2 separate regions of the Homo sapiens genome follow, and region 2 is linked to region 1. A link is a contact called in ENCODE Hi-C or POLR2A ChIA-PET data. All regions are on one chromosome and are shown on one strand. The core of a region is the stretch at or near the end of the contact, and the rest is flanking DNA. Distances in the headings are between cores, read along the strand shown. Region 1 has its middle 17 kb from the start of LINC02771. Region 2 holds the start of LINC02773 (long intergenic non-protein coding RNA 2773).

The links. A loop is a pair of places that touch in the nucleus more often than their neighbours do. ChIA-PET counts read pairs that join two places held with the same protein, here RNA polymerase II (POLR2A). Pooled maps may share reads with other maps.
Region 2: a loop to region 1 is called in a map of PC-9, with 4 times the contacts of the local background. The contact joins the promoter of LINC02773 here to the enhancer-like site in region 1. A Hi-C loop is called at or near these places in 2 of 168 maps with a recorded cell type or tissue (PC-9 and endometrial microvascular endothelial cells), 2 of 37 single-sample maps with no recorded cell type and 9 of 50 pooled maps. POLR2A ChIA-PET finds 5 or more read pairs at or near these places in 2 of 52 experiments (GM12878 and T-cell).

What each region holds. Positions count from the first base shown.
Region 1 is chr1:212,454,345-212,458,160 of GRCh38, reverse strand. No RefSeq gene overlaps it. Among named protein-coding and RNA genes, the nearest start is that of LINC02771, 17 kb to the left of the region's middle. Within about 2 kb of position 2,125, at least 4 of the 41 ENCODE cell types and tissues checked have a DNase peak (open chromatin) inside an H3K27ac peak, as active enhancers do.
Region 2 is chr1:212,664,158-212,667,510 of GRCh38, reverse strand. It overlaps LINC02773 (long intergenic non-protein coding RNA 2773), which reads left to right and starts at 1,866. Exons shown (of 4, transcript NR_183483.1): 1 at 1,866-2,192; 2 at 2,824-2,924. RefSeq lists silencers at 27-246, 1,802-2,111.

The DNA of each region.
Region 1 (3,816 bases), core at 876-3,375:
GGGGGGTGCCTGCCGGCTGGTGTTGGCCTCTGAATTAGGGGTGAAGTTAGTTCTACAAGTGTTAGAAAGATTGTAAACTGAATTTAGCTGCTGCTATGGTAAGGAACTGCTGCTGCCGGGGTGAAGAAGTACTACCGGAGCCGCTTACAAGAACAGAAGTAAACAAGAAAAAGAGGGCTTCCCTCCAGCTTTCCAGTGTCCTTCTAGCACCCCCTACTGGCTGAATCCGATAGGAAGCAGCTGCCAAAGCCAAAAGTGGTTTGCCAAGTCCCAGCCCTACCATCAAAGAAGAGAGAATAGAAGAAGGACTAGAGTGACCAGGAGCTGAAGCCTGAGCCTGCTCTCATGCACACATGTGTGCACGCACACTTGCCTATGCTCACAGGTATACACCTACACATGGACCACAAGCGCCCTCTCCACAGATTTGATTGTGGGTCCTACGCTTTGGGTGTCACGCAAAGTCAGCAAACCTCAAGGCCTTGACTACAGAGACTTTTCTGATTCTGAAACTCCGGCCTCAAACATCACCCATCATCGTCCCATCCCCAAACAGCCACCAGTTTGAGTCCTTTCTGTAAAAAGGAAGCTCAGAGTTCTCCATCTCTGGAGAGATACCTGGGCTTTCAGGGAGAAAATGTCAACAGCAGCCACCCCATGTCTCCTGGAGGGGACTCCAGTAGAGGCCCAGGGAAAAGCAAGCTCTGCACCAAACTGCCCAGTGTGTAGTGAACACAACAGAGCTCATTTACCAACAGGAGGCACACACTAAACACATTCTTCTGGTCTCTGCTTAATCCCAGCTCATTCTGTCTTATTAGGTCCCTCTGCTCTCCTATTGTTTTCCACCACTGTGCATTGCTGTGTCGTTCAGAGCATGTGTCACAGTGTGCTTTTTTTTTTTCCAAAATGTGCTGTCTGTCTATCTCCTCCTCTAGATTGCCAACTCACAAGAGTGGGGCCATGCCAGCTTCTTCCACCCCTGCAGACTCAGGGCCTGGCACATCATAAGTCTCAAGTGTTTGTCAAATGAATCTATTAAAAAATAGAAAATGGCTCTAGAGGCATTGAGATAAATGGACAGGTGATGGATCTGTAGATTGGGGTGTATGCGACATAACGAACTCTGAGGAATGTTGTGGAAGGCAATTGCTCTCCTGTCCTACAAACCATCTCCAGATAAAGAGGACAGCAGGCAGGATGACTGCTCTGCCATCATGGTGTTTCTGCTGTGCTTGTGACTCTGTTCAGCCCTGTACATCCATGGAGATTAGGGCCTGAACCCAGGCTTCTCCCCTCATCCCAACTTCACCTCTGCTTCTTGGAAGGCATGGGGCTCATTGAGTGTTATAGCTGGTGGGACCCTATAGATTACAAAGGTGGCTCCACATCACCATCACCTGGGGAACATTTAAAAACATCAGTGTCTGGACACTACCACTAGTTTCCGATTCTTTGAGTTCCACAGTTCAGTGTAGCATAGTGGATGCCCAGAAACATGAACTCAAGTCCTAACTCTGCCACATACTGTATGATCTTGGCCAAGTTACTTGACTTCTCTCTGCCTCGATTTCTGGAGATGACAGCAGTATCAATCTCACAGGCTTGTTGTGAGGATCAAAGTCAACAATGTATGTGAAGCTCTTGGTGCAATGTCTGGCTCAGAGTAAATACTGAATAAAATGTAGCTATTATTGAAATTATTATCTCACAGCTACTTAGCGGCTGGCGTGGGATGAGCCTCCTGATCCTGGATCCAGTGTTCTTTCCAACACGTCACTCTGAATGTGCACACAGCCTGAGGTCAGACTCGGCAAGGCAAACATATAGTTGCTCTCCCTGGGACCCTTTAATTAAACCGTATGGAACAGAGAACTGCCCCTGAGAACCAACAGCAGATCTGACCCCTGGGAAGCAGAGAGCTGGAGAACACAGGAGTTCGGCAGTGCAGCTTTCAGGTCCTTTGGGAAGCCATTTGGCTGCTTCTGTTAGCATTTCATTATGGAAATACTGGGAACCAAAAATAGAAGTTCTTGAGGGAGCTTAATCCTCTGGGCTTTACAAAACAGCTGCTGGAGAGTTCCCGGAATTGACCACCAGGGGGCACTGTCGTCCCATGCAGGCAGCTGCTGGTGGGTCGGACCAGGACAGAAGTGTCCAAGAAAAAACCAACACCCTTCAGCAAGCTCCTACCCCAAGCCTGCCTTGCTGGGGACTCTGTGGCTGGGATCCCTGTGGATCTCCACAGCTCCTGGTCCTAGAGAAACCACTTTGCAACTCAGCCCACTGCTCTCCTCTTTGGGGACCCTTAAGAGCAGAGCAGGTTCCTGCATTTATTTTAATCGATCCTTCCTCCCACCTCACCCCAAAACCAGGACCTAGGGCAGTGCTGGACATATAATAAGCAAGAAATATGCATCTCCTTTGTTGATTAATGGATATGTGAAATCAGGTGCAATTGTTAAATTGTGGGACGTATCAAATAACAAAATTTCAATAAATTGAGCTGTAAAGGTCTAGTTTGCCTTTATTAGCAATTCATGAACTGGGCAGTATCCAGTCTACAAAATAAAAAGGAACTCCCATGAGCTGAGCTAAGGGCTGAGCTTATAGGCAGAAAAGGCTGAAGAAAGCCAAAACAAGAAATAAGATGCAGATTGGCCGTTTCAAAGTTACTTTCCTTATTGAGGATCTTGTTAGCCTAATGGGATATGACTATCAACTCTCTCCTGATTTCTCAGAAGCTCAGATCCAAGTAAACAGCTTCGTTTTTGGTTTCGTGGTGCGGAACCTTAGTGTGAGTGACTCCATTTTGGATGGGTCTGTTGGACCCTAATGCAGGAGGTCAGTCCAAATAATGGCCTCCCATACATTTTGTTTAACAGAAGGAAACTGCTTGATCTTTGAAGGAATGGCAGAGAGAGTGCAGTGGTGTGAATCAGACAGAGGTTATGAGTGACAGTTAAGGGGAGGGTCATGGATAAACGGGAAAGGGGAAGAAGTGAGAGGGCTCAGGCAGGAAGGCAACAGATGTATTTCAGGGATCCTGAGTAGTAAGAGATTCCTCAATGTGGAGGCCAAATCCAGAAATATGGGGGAGATTAGACAAGGGAGTCCCAGCCACAGCTCACATGGCCTCCAGGTGGGCATCACCGGCCACCACAGCCACTATGACCTCTCCTATCTTTGGGGTGGCTTGCAGCTGCCACCAGCAGGCTCTGAGCTCCCACAGGTGGGCCTGGGTCCCACGACCTCCCTCTGGGTGATGCCATGGGGCTTAGTACCCTGAGCCTGTATCACACATCCTTAGTCCGAGAGAGCCTCTCTCAAATGACAGCAGGTCTTGTTCACCACAGAATTCTGTGAAGACTAGAGCACAAGAAATACTTGTTAACTAAAGGATTAAACTATGTGTTAAAAAAAAAAAAAAAAAAAAAAAGCAAAACAAGGCCAGGTGTAGTGGCACATGCCTACAATCCCAGCACTTTGGCAGGCCGAGGCAGGAGGATTACTTGAGATCAGGAGTTCAAGACCACCCTGGCCAACATAGTGAAACTCTGTCTTTACTAAAAGTAAAAAAATTAGCCGGGTGTGGTGGCAGGTGCCTGTAATCCCAGCTACTTGGGAGGCTGAGGCAGGAGAATCACTTGAACCCAGGAGGCAGAGGTTGCAGTTTGCACCATTGCACTCCAGCCTGGGAGACAGAGAGACAGACAGACACACACATACACACACACACACACACAGAAGTAGAGTCTCTCTCCACAGGACCTCCAGGTACCTTCCCTGGCTATGATTTTAGAGTCTCTGCCACCA
Region 2 (3,353 bases), core at 617-3,116, 210 kb before region 1:
CACCCCCCTCATTGTATCAAACTCCATCCTTTTCAATGACAACTTCAGCCCCTCCCCTTCCCCCACCAGGAAGCCTTCCTAGATGAACCAGAAGCACTGTCTACCCCAAGCCACCCTCACACCTCCAACACTTCATTTGCATATGTGGTTAGCTTTTTAATGATATCAGAGCAATCTGTGAACAGCTTCAGCAGGGGGCCCTCTGGCAGAATTGAATAAATTGGACGGTTAAAGACCTGATTGAGGCCAGGTTTGTTGGCTCACTCCTGCAATCCCAGCGCTTTGGGAGGCCTAGGAGGGAGGATTGATTGAGCACAGGAGTTTGAGATCAGCTCCAGGCAACATGATGAGATCCCCATCTCTAAAATATAAAATAAAAATTAGCCAGGTGTGGTGGCAGGCACCTGTAGTCCCAACTACTCAGAAGACTGAGGTGGGAGGATCGCTTGAACCCCAGAGTTCGAGCCTGCTATGAGCCATGATTGTGCCACTGCACTCCAGCCTGGGCAACAGAGTGAGACCCTGTCTCAAAAATTAAAAAAATATATATATGACTGAGAGCCAGCTTGGTAAAGCCTTCAGAGCCAATGTGCCCTGCAGTCCGTCAACACACATGGAATGATTGCGCACTGGGGAACTGCAGTGCAAGACAGAGATGTGGAAGAAAGACTTGACTCTCAGAGATAGAAAAGTCAGGAAAGACACAAATAAAAACCCCAAAGAACTCCCAGACACAGACCTCTACAAACTGACTTGTTAACCTTTTGGGCCCGATCACAGCAGAAGCAAGGGCTCCACACCATACGAACCTGGGTCAAGGCTAAGGTGCCGGGGCCGGCTTCTTCTCCTCTGCTCAAGCAGGCTTTATATGGAGCACACTCTCTCCAGGACACAAAACAAGAACCATGCCCCTTCCACCCTGGCCCCCCTTACCCTCTCAGAAGGGGCTCCCTGGCCTAGCAGAGAGCAAAAGGCTACAGGTCTCACCACTGAAAGCTGGGCACCACCCGCCCCAAAGCAGAGAAGTGGAGGAGAGGACACTAGGTAGCTGCGCTAGCAGGGTTGTGCATGAAGCCAGCACCTGAGAGAAGACAGGAGGGAGGCAGAATTGAAGCCAGAGGCGGTGGTTTTTGGTGGTCACTATGGCCCACTCTAATTACTATGCACCAGGCGAGAGTCTGTGCTGGGTGCTCCTGAACATACAGATATGCAAGACACGGCCCTTGGGGGTGGGATGTCCTATAGGAGAAATTAGCCAAAAACGCAAGGCTGCCTGCATTGAATGCCAAATGATGGACACACACCATAAGTGTCAGAGGAAAAGAAATAATATTTACTGAGTACTTACTATGTGTTAAAGCACCTGTAAATGGTTTAGATGTATTTAATTTTTCCAACAGCCCATGAAGTGATTACTGGTATTATTTCCACTTTATGGATGAGAAAATTGAGGCTCAAAGAGTCTTAAAACACTTGCTTGGTGTCACACAATTTTTCATGGTAGATTCAGATTTTCAACTCAAAATTCTACCTCTCCAAGTGCGCGCGCGCGGACCCACGCACATGCATGGTTTTCTTGATGGGAGAGGATTTTGGGAAAGAGAGGTGACACCAGGCACGGGACTCTGGCTCCTACGCATAACTTATTTTTGACACATAGAGGGAACTTCGACGGCTACGTTTTCAAGCAGAGGGATGTCTTCTAACGAAGAGTTCATTTTTGATGTTTAGTTGTGCAGTCGTTAAGTCTGCGAGTTGCGATCCTGCTTCAGTTGTGCTGTGGGAGCGCAGTGGCCCAGGACTGGCTGGCCCGGCTGGGGAGGAGCCCAGGGAAAGAGGAAGGGAGGGCAGGGGAGGGGAGAAGCAGCTGTCCCCGGGCTGCCTGGGAGTCACTGGGGAGTCCTAGCCCGCCCTTGGGCCTAGGGCTCCCTGATGCGGCCTCCACTCTTCGCAGGGCCAGGGGGCGAGGAAGGAGGAGGGAGGGAAGAGGGAAGCTGGGGAGTGGGAGAGCGTCCTCCACGACCGCTTGGGTCCTCCGCGGGGCAGCCTCGGGGAGGGTGGCTGCAGGGCCCGGAGTCGCCTGGATCGCAGCGCCATCTCGTGGCTGCTGGCAGGTCTGCCTTGGGCCCTCTTGGCACAAGGCAAGGAAACAGGAGCTCTTCCCATCAGTGACAGGTGCCCGCCGGCCCGCAGTGAGTCCCAGGGGGCTTTCTCCTGCGTCAGGGAGCCAGGAGGGGAAGGGGGCATGGGTGCTGGGACCAGATTTCCCTGACTCTGTGCTCCTGGGTAAGGACTGATTGTCAAGAGTGGGCTTCCAGTTCTACCCCAGGCCCTGAGGGTCTTGTCCTTTTGCTGGGAGCCCCCACCGTTCTCCCCTACTCCCTCCTGTCTTCTCAAACGATAGCATAATGGAAGAAATCATCCTTAGAGTATGCAGGCCAGAACCCTGCCCCGTTGCGTAAGAGCTGTTGTCCCCGCGTCTCTCTGAGCCTCAACGGTTTTATCTGTTAAAGGGCATAATAACACCAGGAGAAGAATATATTGTAAAGCCTCTAGCACAGTGCCTTCAAGTAGTAGGAACTTAATCCATCCTTGAAGGCGACATCATTGTCAGTGGTTACAACAGGTCTCAATGTTGCGGAAGCTCATGCTTAGCAGATGGTAGGTGCCCTGGGAATATTGCAAACTAGTAGCGATGTCTTCTTAGCTCCAGCCCGAGAATGGGACAGTCCTAGTGCTAGATGTTTGCCTAGTTTCATAGATGATAACAATCCAGCTGGTCTTGCAAACCTAGTAAAAATAGCTGTCTATTCTACCCATCAGCCCAGGAGAATGCTCCAGTGTCACCAGTGACTCCTGCTCCCACATCTGCCTACAGGAAGCCCTCTTGGAACAAAAGCATCTCACTTCTGGGAGGCATCAAGGTAGTGAGGGGAGAGGGCAGTGGTGTGGGTTACACAGACCTGGGGCTCCCTTACCAGGTGAGGACCTGGAGCAGGCCACTAACCTCTCCAAACCCCATGTTTGTCATCTGTAAATCAGGGATATTATTATACTTCCCACCTCTTTAGGCTTGTATGGAATTGAATGAGATTATTAATGTAAAACACTTAGCACGGTGGTTTTAGTGTGCATCAGCATCACCTGAGGATTTATTAAAATATGAGTTGCTGGGCCCCACCTCAAGTTTCTCAAGCTGTAGGACCGTGGTGTGGCTCAATAATTTATTTGCACTTCTAATTTGCATCTCGGGGGATGTTGGTGCAATCTGTCCAGGAACCAGGCTTTGAGAAGGACTAATCTGGCACATACTAGATCTGCAATGAATTTTTTTATTATACTTTAAGTTTTAG